Regions from separate parts of the Homo sapiens genome. Here region 1 is linked to region 2. Evidence: chromatin contacts called from ENCODE Hi-C data. All regions are on one chromosome and are shown on one strand. The core of a region is the stretch at or near the end of the contact, and the rest is flanking DNA. Distances in the headings are between cores, read along the strand shown.

Region 1 (6,801 bases), core at 446-2,945, 780 kb after region 2:
ATTCTTATTATTTTAAAAAACCATATTGAGGCTGGGCATGGTGGCTCATGCCTGTAATCCCAGCATTATGGGAGGCCGAGGCGGGCGGATCACGAGGTCAGGAGATCGAGACCATCCTGGCTAACACGGTGAAACGCTGTCTCTACTAAAAATACAAAAAATTAGCCGGGTGTGGTGGCAGATGCCTGTAGTCCCAGCTACTCGGGAGGCTGAGGCAGGAGAATGGCGTGAACCCGGGAGGCGGAGCTTGCAGTGAGCCGAGATCTTGCCACTGCACTCCAGCCTGGGTGACAGAGCGAGACTCCGTCTCAAACAAACAAAAAAGCCATATTGAAAGTAGGAAGAGAACTAATTCTTGACATTTAAACAAAGCTGTCTCTCTATCTAGTAAGTAAGAAGTAAGTAAATGTCTTGCTCTGTTGCCCAGGCTGGAGTGCAGTGGCACAATCACAGCTCCCTATAGCCTGAAAGTCCTGGGCTCAAGTGATCCTCCTGCCTCAGCCTCCCAGGTGGGTGGGACTGCAGGTGCAGTGCAGGTGCCATCACGCCCAGCTATTTTTTTTTCTTGTGTAGAAATGGGGGTCTCATTATGTTGTTCATGCTGGTCTTGAACTCCTGAGCTCAAGTGATCCTCTCACCTTGGCCCCCAAAGTGCTGGGATTACAGGCATGAACCACCACGCCCAGCCCAAAGCTTTATTATATTAGATTTCAAATTTCTAACATATCAAAGTAGCGAAGTAGTACAGTCAACCCCCTGCCATCACATGGCTTCGACCCAATCTTGTTTCTTTTCTCCTCCCACCTACTCCCTCACTCCCATATTATTTTAGAGCAAATCCCAGCCATTTTATCTGCATCTTTCAGAATATATCTCTAAAAGACAGGAATTCTTCTTTAAAATAATGCTAATTAAAATAGTCTATGAAAGTAATATATACTTATTAGCAAAAAACAGGTTATTAAAAGTAGAAGCAAAAAGTCACCCATAGTCCTTTTGCCTGAAATAACTCCCATTAACATTTTGATATATTTCTTCACAGATGAGAAAAAATTAAGAACTTTCCCCCCTTCCCTGCCCTATAATCCAAATTGTGTGGGCAAATCTGAGATTACTAGATGTATTGGAAATCCTTTCTCTTTCATAGATAAAAAAACAGAAGTAGACAGAATTTTAAAAATAGATATACTATGGGATGGCTATTGGAGTCATGGCAGTTTTTTTTTTCTTAAATGAAAAGTACTTTTATAGAAATTGTTCTTTGAAAATATTCAGCAAATAATCATTTATTGCTTTCTATGTGCAGATCAAGTTTGTATGATAATTAAATTATTGATAACTTATACCTACGATTTTAAGAATATTTTCAACCCTTTGGTCAGATTGTCTCCAATTAGCATAATAGCAAAGAGACTTTTCAAGGTTAATATGAAACTTTTTCTCAGCTATTTTTTTATTGTCTATTTCTCAGGGGAAAAAGGAAACTTATCCTCTTAGGCAGTTTTCATAATGTTATACATTTAAAAATTAATCTGAAGGAGCTTAAAATATAAATGCATTAGGTGAAAAATAGCAGTTGATTTAAATAAAATGAAGGAGGAGAAGAAAAAGAACCTTACCGACACAAAATAGAATGAGATTGGTTTGCAGATGGCGAGCGATGTTGCTTCTGCTCGCAGTCCCCATTTCTGTGTATGCCGGGGCGGGTTGGGGTGTGTATTTGAAAGGAAAGTTGGCTTTCTTTTTTCAGAAGGGAAGAAGAGCTGAAGAGAGGAACCTCTTATGAAGGAACCATAATCAGGAACTTTTTGAAATTGTGCAAGGATGGCTTCACCATTTAACATTGAGATTTTGGCCTGGAGCACATTTAGAAATGTGCATATCTTTTTTTTTTCCATGGATTTTACAGTTGTCATAGGTGTTAGATGTTTCTGGGTGAGATTTTGATTTACACCTAGCACATATTTCCAGGAAGGAGTATTGTTTGACAAATAATTCGTACTTGGATTTTTCAGAACAGTTCAGTCACTGTCTAGGGTACCTGCTCTGGGTGCCACTCTGGGCCAGTAACTGCTGGGAACAAAGAACAGCAGAAGGAGAAGTGGCTTTGTGTAGAGATGAGAAAAGTTAGTAAACAACACATTCTAATGCAGCGAATAAATAAATTGTCTGTTATTAACTTTTTGTACTCCAGTTTTGAATCCAAAGACACCTGCCTTCCCCCCTTTTTTGACAGGGTCTCTATCACCCAGGCTGGAATGCAGTGGCAAGATTGCAGGTCATTGCAGCCTCAGCTTCCTGAGTAGCTGGGACTACAGGCATGCACCACCACCCCTGGCTAATTTTTTTTTTTTTTTGTAGATTCTGTGTTGTCTAGGCTAGTCCTGCCCTCAAGCGATCCCCCTGCCTTGGCCTCCCAAAGTGTTAGGATTACAGGTGTGAGCCACCATGCCTGGCCCAAAGACCCCCTTTTAATGTGTTGAGAAACAAATATGTGGGCCCTCTGTCCTCTGTGTCCTCTCCCCCAGCACTTAGTGGTGATTCAGTAAGGGTCTTCTTTGTAAAGCAGCAGAAACAGACTCAGGCTGACTTAAAAGGAAATTTATGCAAACATTTGAAGGTAGATCCTAGAGTCACTGGGAGGGCTAGTGAATCTTGTGTGGGGTCCACAGCCAGGAAGAATGCCTCAAATCACACCATAAACAGGTCTGAAGAGGATGCTACTGCCACTGCCAAACACTAGGTGCCATCAGCCCTGTTGTCAGCATCGCTCAACCACTGCCCCAGCCCCTTGGTCTCACTGCCATTGCTCCACCCCCAGAGAAGGAGAAGCTCACATCCCCACTACTCTGGGTCACTGGCTCTCCATTCCAGGGCATGGGCAAGTGTGCCTGGCTTAGGCTGCGTGCCAGTGCCTCAGCTGCACGGCAGGCCAGGAAAGCGGCTCCCAGGCCTTGTGTCTCTCCCAGACTCTGGGCAGGCAATTCCCCAGACATGGGAAGAGCGTCATCTGCACCACTGAAAATTATGAAAAATCTCCCCACCATGATATGATGTCTGTGCCCTTGGCATCTGCTCATGATATATTTTCTCATTAACAGAAAGTTATTCTCAGTCTGTTTTGTTTTTTTTTTTTTTTTTTTTTTTGAGACAGAGTCTCGCTCTGTCGCCCAGGCTGGAGTGCAGTGGCACGATCTTGGCTCGCTGCAAGCTCCGCCTCCCGGGTTCACACCATTCTCCTGCCTCAGCCTCCCAAGTAGCTGGGACTACAGGTGCATGTTGCCATGCCCAGCTAATTTTTTTGTATTTTTTTTAGTAGAGACGGGGTTTCACTGTGTTAGTCAGGATGGTCTTGATCTCCTGACCTCGTGATCCGCCCACCTCGGCCTCCCAAAGTGCTGGGATTACAGGCATGTGCCACCACGCCCGGCCTCAATCTGGTTTTAACACTTCAACAGATGTATGTAGTTTTTGTATCACCATAGCACCTAAAAAGTACCCCCAAAGTTAAATATACTGTCATCTCTGTGTGTGTGTCTGTAGTCAGTGCCAGGTTTGTATGTGAATTTGAGGACCTTCCCTAGTCCCCTTGTCCCCCAGGCATCTCCTGCTCATAGGTTTGGAAATGACTGATAGAGGCTTCATCTCTAGTCCAAGAAATGCTGGACGGTGTATCCATCCTACTGTTCCATCTCTCTCTGGTCCTGGAGCTTAATGTTTATGAAATTGTTCTGAAAAGGCAAAGAATGAGTCAACTTCCCTAGAAAAACTCCCCAATGATCTGCTTTTCTAAATTAAAATCCTTCATGAGCCTGTTTTTATTTTCAGCCTAATAAATCTCTCTAGGTAGTAAGTTGCATAAGTTTACTATGCCAGTGGTATTTTCTTGCATTTGTCCAAAACTGTCCTTCAGATATTACATGTTGCTCTCTGTTTCAGTATTCCAGCATTTAATGACCAGTTTTCCAAACCCATTAACCATTACACCCTGCAGTCAGTCTATTGGCAGATACTACCCAAAACTGTCAGAGAAGATAACAGTGTGGGGCCTTGGATCCAGACAAACCTGGGCTTACATTTCCATACTGACACTCATTAACCTTGCAAGCGTGGGCAAGTTCTTCACCCCTTCTGAGTCTGTTCTTTATCTGCCCACCTGTCTCAAAGAGTACCTGGGAAGTACAAAAGAGGTAACTCATGAAGCCCTCAGGCTTGGAACGTACCAAGTCCTTGGTAGATATGGCTCCTCCCTGCTTCCCTCTTTAAATCACTTGTTTGTTCAAGAATTTAACTGAATGTTCTTATTTGTATTAGTAGGTGGCAAGTGGGAGAAACCATCAGAAATTTTGGAAATCAAAGGACAGAACTGGGAAGAACAAGTGAATAGTCTGCCTGAAGTTTTCAGAAAAGCTGGTTTTGTTATCGAAGCTTTCACCAGACTACCATACCTGTGTGAAGGCGACATGTATAATGACTACTACGTTCTGGATGACGCTGTCTTTGTTCTCAAACCAGTATAAACACGTGGAGGTCGAAGTCTTCAGAGTCCGCACCCTCCGGGATGTGCCCTTGGAAGAGGGTCTGTGTTCACAATTACGTGAAGGGAGGACCCTTGGGGACCGCCATTCTAAATATCATGTAGGAATTTAAAAAGCCAAAATACTAATTATTTCTTTGTAGTGTGTAAAGGAATGTTTTTAAAAGACAAAAACCCAACTCTTTGTGGATTTTTATCAACTCTTTACTCAGAGCCACTCTCCAATGCAGGTCACACTCCAATTATGATGGAAGATATTTTTTATACTTAATTGCAGTAGGGACTCATTCCCAGACAAAGCAATAGTCACGACTTCATGGAACCAATCAATGGATTGTTTTTTGAAGACTGGCAATAAAGCTGTCCATTCAATTCCAAATACTGGTTTTAAGGTATAGCCACTGATATTCTTTCATGTTTAGAAATTCTTTCTGTTATTATTCAAGAAAATGTTTTTAATCATGCTAATAAACTTTTTTGGAGATGACTTTGGCATCATGTTTGAATTCATATAAAGCTCCCCTAGCATTTTTTATTGGTTTGGCTTCAGGAGTACCCAAATAGTAGCATTATGAGAATGACGCAGACAATTTGAATAGGGGGGAAGGAAGGCTTCAGACTTGGGGGAAGGGGAGATTATTGCAAATTGCAGTGAACACTGAGTCAGTAAAAAAAAAAAACAGAAACAAAAACCCAGCCTCATTCAGATACAGAACTTCAGGGACCCCTCCCCCCACCCCCCCAGTTAATGCTGCTGTGAAAAATGCAAAATAACCTGGTTCTGACTTTGTGATCACTCATGTCCCATACACTGAACTTTGTTTTTTTCTGGACAATCTCAGGTTCTCAGAATTGAAACATTCAGTTTTGTCTACTGACAAAATGCAACTAAAAATGTTTTAATTCAACTTCTTACTCTACACTTATATACCTCTCTCCCAGAGCTTGGCTCTTCCCTGAAATCCTTAAAGGAGTTTATTATTTGCCAAGAATATGGTTTGATGAAGACCGTGTCAGACTCATGCATTCTGGAATCCGTGAGTGCCTCCAACCATAAACCCAGAAATGCTGCCATAGAGGAACCCATTAGCAAGATCAATAACCATCGTGGATATTCCAAAGAGCAGAGCATTTAACCCAGAATCTGAAATCTCAGTAATAACAGAAATGTCAATATGAGATTGTGGTTATTAACAATATGTTATCCTCACTACTTTATTTCTTTTTTCATCCAGGTGTTTCATTAAGTATTCTCATTTATATGCTCATAGAAGTCATCAGATCAACACATTCACTCCAACACCTGGGTATAAAGGCGAATTAAAACCTGAAGAATTACTTTATTATTCATTAAGAACTGCATTCCCACATCCTCACACCAATATCTTCCACTGTTACTGTGCAGTCATAATAAGAGTTGGGTTATGTGATTTATGCAAAATTGTTATTGGTGTGTTCTAATGATTTTTTTCCAGGAATTCAAGTAAGTGAAGTACAAATACTTAGCACCATAGATTGTAAAAATAGAAAGAGGAAATGAGAAAACTTAATGTCGTTCTTGTACAGTTGAGTTTTGCTTCTTTATAAACTGTCTGTTAAAATCAGGGGTTGCTGTTAGACTGTCAAGCAGAAGTGATGGATGTTCAAGGAGGCAGGTTGCCCCAAAGTGTTTTCTAACTTTCAAGTAGAGAACTTTATGCTCTAATAAGAAAAATACAACTCATTCTTAACCACCCCCCCAAAACAGAGAAAACACATACATTTATGCATTTTAAAGATAAAAAGTAGTTTCTCAAAAAAATCTGAAGTTCTCTGAAAACCAGCTTATTAAAAGTGCTGTTTTGTGGTGAAAATTGAAACCAAATCCACTCACATTTCCTATCGGGTCTTGAAATTCTTGGTGGTGTGTCACCATTCCACTAGATGGCAGTGTTGCTTACTGAGTGTCAATGGCTTTTTTCCCCGTAAATGGAATCATGTTTTTCTCCCCCAAAGTACAATAAAGCTGCCTTGTCTGCACCATTCCTCGTGTAAGTGCTTCATATCAAGTTAAGACTGTACTAGAGAAATTAAGAAGAGCTTTATTTGTGGTAAAAGCAAGCTAACCAATTGACCTTAAAGGTTGAAATGCAAGCCACACCTCTGATTCCTAGCTCCCTGCACCTGCATTTTAAGCTCCTAAAGTGCTCAGACCACTGATCTCAGAGAAGGGGAGGAAAGGAGGTACAGTGCCCTTAGTCATTTATCCCTTGTACAGAGTAGTT
Region 2 (6,494 bases), core at 3,478-5,977:
TACATGAATAGACACTTCTCAAAAGAAGACATACATGTGGCCAACAAGCATATGAAAAAAAGCTCAATATCACTGATCATTAGAGAAATGCAAATCAAAACCACAATGAGATACCATCTCACACCAGTCAGAATGGCTATTACTAAAAAGTCAAAAAAAAAAACAGGAGATGGTTAGGTTGTAGAGAAAAGGGAACACTTATACACGGCTGGTGGGAGTGTAAATTACTTCGACCACCGTGGAAAGCAGTATGGTGATTCCTCAAAGAGCTAAAAGCAGAACTACATTCGAACTAGCAATCCCATTACTGGGCATATACCCAGATGAATAAAAACCATTCTGCCACAAAGACACACGCATGCGAATGTTCACTGCAGCACTATTCACAATAGCAAAGACATGGAATCAACCTAAATGCCCATCAGTGACAGATAAGATAAAGAAAATGTGGTCCATATACACCACGGAACGCTATGCAGCCATAAAAAAGAACGAGATCATGTCTTTTGTGGGAACACACATGGAGCTGGAGGCTATGATCCTCAGCAAACTAACGCAGGGACAGAAAACCAAATACTCACTTATAAAGTGCGAGCTAAATGATGAGAACTTATGAATACAAAGAAGGAAACAACAGAAACTGGGGTCTACTTGAGGGTAGAGGGTGGAGGGTGGTAGGAGGGAGAGGAGCAGAAAAGATAATTACTGGGCTCTGGACTTAACACCTGGGTGATGAAATAATATGTACAACAAACCCCCATGACACATGTTTACCTGTGTAACAAACCTTGACATGTACCCCCAAACCTAAAATAAAAGCTAAAAAAAAAAAGTTACCAAAAATAAATAAATAAAAATGCTCAGGATATTCAGAAAAAAAGAAAAAACTGAAAAAAGTGGGAAAAAAATAGAAAAACAAAAGAAGGACAGATTTACCCAAATACAATCTTTAAATGGTAGGATAATTGCTAGATGAAAAAGAAAAGTTTGCACTGATACATAACAAACTCGTCATGGTGGTTTATTAATTATTTATATAATTTAAAAGTGGTTTTTTAAACAAATTGCTAGACATTTCTGAGCCAGAAGCGAGGTGATTTCTCTAAGATGACTCTGGCTACTTAGGACTCTTATTCCTACCTTCAACTGGTTTGTTGGAAAATCCATGTACAATTTAGTATTTATAAAACTTTGCCAACTGCTATAATAATGGCAGCCACTGAAATTACGTTGTTAATGAAGTGTGGACCAGGAGCCAGAAGTGTAGCAGGAAACAGACACTAAACAGAAGTCAACGTCAGTCACCCGGGCCTCCCCAGGTCTAGGGAGCTTTCATGGACCTCTATGATCCAAACTAAAAGATCTTTGAAAACCGGCAGTGGGACAGAAGGTGTTTTTTATGAAAGGCTGGAGCTTTAAACTTTGCCTAAAATACTTGGCTTCCTCCAAATAGTGCCTGGATAAATTGGGGGTCGTCTTCAAGAGGAATTCTCTCTGAGGATAAGCTCTGAGTATACAGTAAGTTTAAAATGAAGAGCACAATCATTCCTGTAGTTATTAGAGATTAGTCATATCAAGGCCTGTCCCCTTCTCCACCCGCAAAGAGAGCAATGACAAAAATACATGTCCAAACATGCCCTCAAAGACTTGTAGTTTTACTTAGGCTTCAAAAATACACTGAAGCTCTTATAAGGGCTTTTGGTATGGAAAACAACCATCCTAAGTAAGTTTTTTAAAAGACTTTTTATGCTTTAAGACTACAGCTAGTAAGCCATAAGTACAACTCATTACAATTTCAAATGGCAAGGGGTTAATTCTTGGAAGACCATGGTACAAGGGAAGCAACTGTGCGAGCTGAATTATCTCAAAACAAGGACTGTACCATGTGGAGGGCCTGGTTTCCAGATTTGTGTTCCTAAAGACTAGAATGCTGAAAGAAACAAAAGGCCCAAACTTACACAAACCCCACATGCTCACAGACTGGCAACTCTAATTCCCAGGCACGCTGACTCACCAGGGTTTACTGCTCAGCTCCTGCTGCTGAGTGAGGCATGGGCACCCAGCGAGATAAGAGGATTTCCTGGCCTCCATCTGACCCACCTACCCCAGGCCACTCACCCCGCCCCCACTGGACAGATGCTTCATCCTAGCAGCTTCCTCCAAATCCTGGCGCCAAGGCCTTCAGGTAGGGACAGAACAGATGGGGCTCCCAAAGAGGCCCTAATCCCATTGAGCCAACCAGCCCTCCATGTAAGAGTATCTTTTGACTACCTGACACAGCAGAACCAGCTGAAACCTGAAAGCTTTTAACATGACCAGCAGATGAAAAAAAGGAGAAGAAAATTAGTTTCAACAGATGATCAATCAGCAAATGCCAGAAGGTTGGATCGTTCTTCCACTCTGGTCTCTTTCTTTGAAATGCCCCCATTCCATTGAGTGTTGAGGCGAGTGGTGGTCTAAACCCAGAAGAAAATATCTCCAGATCTGGTAAGTATGGTCCCCCGATTACTCTGATTACTGCCCAGTGGTCTACCTTCTTCTGTGTCTACCCCCTTCTCTGGGAAAATACTTTTGCTCTCCCAGAGCTTTCCCCAGGCTCCATCACAGTGCCCAGCCCCATGGCCCAGGCTGGCAGCACTTCAAGTGTTTTAAAGTTGAAGGTCTCCCGTAGACTCACTAGCTGATGGCTAACAGCTAATAATAGCAGTCATCAATTATTGAGCACTTGATACGGTGCCAGGCACTATGCTAAGCACTTTTGGGGACATGAACTCACATATACTCATCACAGCCTCATTTAAAAACAAGGAAACTGAGGCTGAGGAAAGTAAATTACCCATGATCACACATCTGGCTCAAGATACCATGACATTTACCCCTAGGCTAGATTGCTGAGCCCACCCCCAGCAAAGCATCTAGAGAGAACACATGACGGACCGGCCCCAAGTTCAGGAGTGACACCACAGCAACCCCAGAGCAGCAAATCTCACCATCAGCCACTGGAGAGAGAACACATGGTCTGTGCTCGGTGCTCAAGAAGGATCTCCTACTCGCTGCCATGATCCAGGCAAGCACCATGCACCCAGGCTCAGCCCCACCAGACGTGGAAACGAGAATTAGTCCAGATGCCCTAAACGTGTGACGTTTTTGTCCACCAGCACAGTTAAAAGCTCCAGCTCTGAAAAGGACGCCCAACTGCGCCACTGGCTAATTGTTTGACCCTAATGGAAGCCTGAATTTCCTCAATCTGCAAAATGATATCTGCCTGATAGAGCTCTTGAAAGGATTCAGTGAGGAACTGCAGATTAAAGGTACATGGCTTCAGAGAAAACACTTGATATGACAGCTGTTACTGTATCAGTAGTAGTAGTAGCTCAGTAGTATCTGGTTAGCCTGTTGGAAGCCCCAACTTACCCCATCTGAACAATGGGCTCCAGGCCTCAGATTCCACAGGCCCAGCTGGCCAGGACTTCCTATCCCTGCACTGAGTCACTGGCCCAGGGCTTGTTCCAAAACCGATTATCTTGCCACAGCACTGATCCTACTCAAATACACCACTACCCAGTAATGCTTGGAGGATCAGACTCTCCACAACACAGGATTTCCTTGTGATTGATCCTGAATAAAATCAAGCTGAGTATCTGCTGTGCCCAACGGACAATGAATTGCTGGTTATGCCCAGTCCCTAACCTGGAGCAGGCTTTCAGCCAGTTCCAAACTCCTTCCCCTCTCCACTTAGTCCCAACTCTGTAGATCTCTGCAAAAGAAAGGATGTCTAGCTTTCCACTCAGTTACTAATTTAATGGAACTGCCTTCCCAGTTGGTCCTCCTCCCCATCACTGCCACCTCTGAAGTGGACAGCCTCAGCACAATCTGGACATCCCAGCACCAAATTTTCAACAGCAACAGAGCATTATTAGTCCTGAATATCATTTGGTATTTGTTAATACATTAAGAAAGCTATATATAAATGTAGCTCTGTGAAGCAATTACCCCCATTTTACAGGAAACTAAACACAGACAAACTGAGGTCAAGGAGTCTATTTAGGAATGGAGGAAACAGAAGCGCAGTGATGAAGAGGATGAGCTCAGACAAACCAAGACAAACCATTGCCATTGCCATGGCAATCTCACCAAATAATGGGAACTGTCCGCATGGAACTTTAAATCGAGGCAGTTGTACCTCAAAGCACTATTGGGTAGAATAAATAACGCAGGTAAATGCTCTGCTCAATACCTGACTCACAGAAAGCATTTGGTTGGTGTTAGCCTCTATAATAGTTATAATTATTGTCACAACTTTGGTGACAGAATCGTCTCCCTTCTCCTAGAACAGTGCTCTTTTCAGGAGCCAGCCCAGATCTCCCATAGCGATTCAGGTCTGCTCACAATAAGTGACCATTCTCCTGCATTAGCAAGGGACACAAATGGGTTGAATGGAGCCAGAGACAAGGAGGGATGTGGAGAAAGAAAAGGCAGAAGAAAGAAGGAAAAAAAAAACCCATGCACTGGGGAAACCAACTTCTAGGCTTTTTTTCTTTTCTACTTATAGCTTTGAGTGTTTACCTGAAAGACCAAAGACAGCAGCTCTGCTCAGCTTCTGCTGGACCAAGATCAGCCTCCAGCTTCTCTCCCTCAGTCTCAGCCCAGCTGCTCTGCCTCTCCCTCCCTCCTCTGCACATCAGCCTCCAGACTCTTTCCTCCCCTGTGCCAGCGCTGGCCGCTGTTCCTGGGGATGGGCTTGGCTGGCTGCCTGGTCCTAGGCCTGGAGCGGCCACTGCTGAGCCCAAAGGGCAATCCCAGAGGCTGCAGTCCCTGGGTTGCTCTAGCTCCAAAGAGGGATCAGGAAGTTGTTCCCATCTCCTAGGCAGATCATGAAATGACAACCAGGCAAGTCCCTGTCTTCTAGGGGCTTACTCTCAACTGTGTCTTACAGAACAGAACCACCACAGAGGACAAACTCACACTGAGACTCTGTACAAATGCAGACAGGAGAAGGAGAGAGAAGTGTGAACTACTATTACGGAAAGAAAGGTAGGGAGGGACTGGGGACGTGAAATCAGTATCTGTGGAGCCTGGGGCTACATGCTTCATATTCATCATCACCTTCAAGCCTCCCAACAACCTCAAGAAAATAGTTGTTGCAGCTTTCATAGATTAGGAAACAGGTCTCTTAACTACTAAGCAGTAAGGCTGGAAAATAAAACCAGTCTGCCAGACTTTCCATGGGCAAGTTTCAGAGAGAAGGCAGGTTTAATTCTGGTCCTTAAATGTCTATAAGCATGAAATGGAAAGGAGGAGGGAGAGGGTTGATATGGTTGGCTCATGTTATTAATGTATATTAATAACAATATTGTAAAAATAATTACATATATTTATTGGCATGAATTATCACATGTAATCCACGACTCTATAAGGAAGACAATATAATCTTCATTTTACAGAGGGAGGAAGTGAATAGAGCTTGAGGGAGGTAGCCTGAGGTCACACAGCCAATGGAGGAGAAGGATTCAAATCCAGGCAGTCTGACTCTAAACTCGCCACTTTCCATCACTGGTCTCACTACTGTTCTCTGCTATGATGTGTGCCAGGATATTCCCCTACCCCTAAGGAGGTCCTGGTGCCCCAAGAAGAAAATGTCCAACATCCTATCAATGCCTAAGTATATTCCTGAGGAACCAAGTCAATAGGAACAGAATACGCCCCCAGGAAGCCTTTGGTTCTGGTGTGAAATCCTCCTGAGCAATGTGCACTCTCGAGCAAGCCACTTAACCTCTCTGAGTTTCTGTGACACTGACATTAAAGTGAGAGGTCTGGGTTAGTCTTTCCAAGGTCTAATATTCTGGGACTACTTCACCTTTTTTGGCATTCAGTGAGGCCAAAGTTCTAAATGTGCAACCCTCCTAAGGACAGGCACTTTGCCTCCTTGGTGAACAGATCTCACACTACTCCTTGCCCAAGACTATCAGAGTCAAAGAAAAAGCAGAAGTCCAAAAGCAGAGGGAAAGCAGGGCTACTCCAATCTGAACAACGAGGGATAGGAAACACCAGTTTTGCAGCCTTCCCTCTCCTTAATCATCTTAGTTTGATCTCTGGAGGGTCAGTAACAGGTCCAGACATGGAAAACAGACCCAAGTAAACTGCTGCAGCTCGCTGGGTCAGGAAGCCCACTCAGAGGAATGCATGTTGGCTACTACTAATGGACAGCCTGTCACCCAAGGAACAGACTTGTGAAATGAGGAGCTAAAAAACAGGAGGCAAATGCTGGCACCAAAAGTCAGTGTCAGCAAAGCACTTGAGATCTGCTCTGAGGCTTCCTTGACAGAAGGGACCAATCCATTCCACTCCTCCATTCTGTTCCCATCTAGAATCTATTCAGCAGCAAGAAACCACTGCCAGATGCTGGTGCTCCTACATATTAACAATATAAAAAGCCCATCTTTTCAACTTTCATCTAAATAGTTTGTAGAGCTAGCTGGGTGCAGCTTTTTATT

What was found. Hi-C counts contacts between places; a loop is a spot of excess contacts on that map. Pooled maps may share reads with other maps.
Region 1: a loop to region 2 is called in a pooled map, with 2.2 times the contacts of the local background. The contact joins the promoter of IGSF6 here to the enhancer-like site in region 2. A Hi-C loop is called at or near these places in 4 of 37 single-sample maps with no recorded cell type and 5 of 50 pooled maps.

Annotation. Positions count from the first base shown.
Region 1 is chr16:21,650,913-21,657,713 of GRCh38, forward strand. It overlaps IGSF6 (immunoglobulin superfamily member 6), which reads right to left and starts at 1,696. Exons shown (of 6, transcript NM_005849.4): 1 at 1,620-1,696. The coding sequence starts at 1,686. METTL9 (methyltransferase 9, His-X-His N1(pi)-histidine) reads left to right here. Exons shown (of 5, transcript NM_016025.5): 5 at 4,315-6,559. The coding sequence ends at 4,520.
Region 2 is chr16:20,864,329-20,870,822 of GRCh38, forward strand. All of the region lies in intron 1 of DCUN1D3 (defective in cullin neddylation 1 domain containing 3), which reads right to left. Among named protein-coding and RNA genes, the nearest start is that of DCUN1D3, 33 kb to the right of the region's middle. RefSeq lists enhancers at 1,265-2,464, 1,437-1,806, 2,572-3,072. Within about 2 kb of position 4,728, at least 19 of the 41 ENCODE cell types and tissues checked have a DNase peak (open chromatin) inside an H3K27ac peak, as active enhancers do.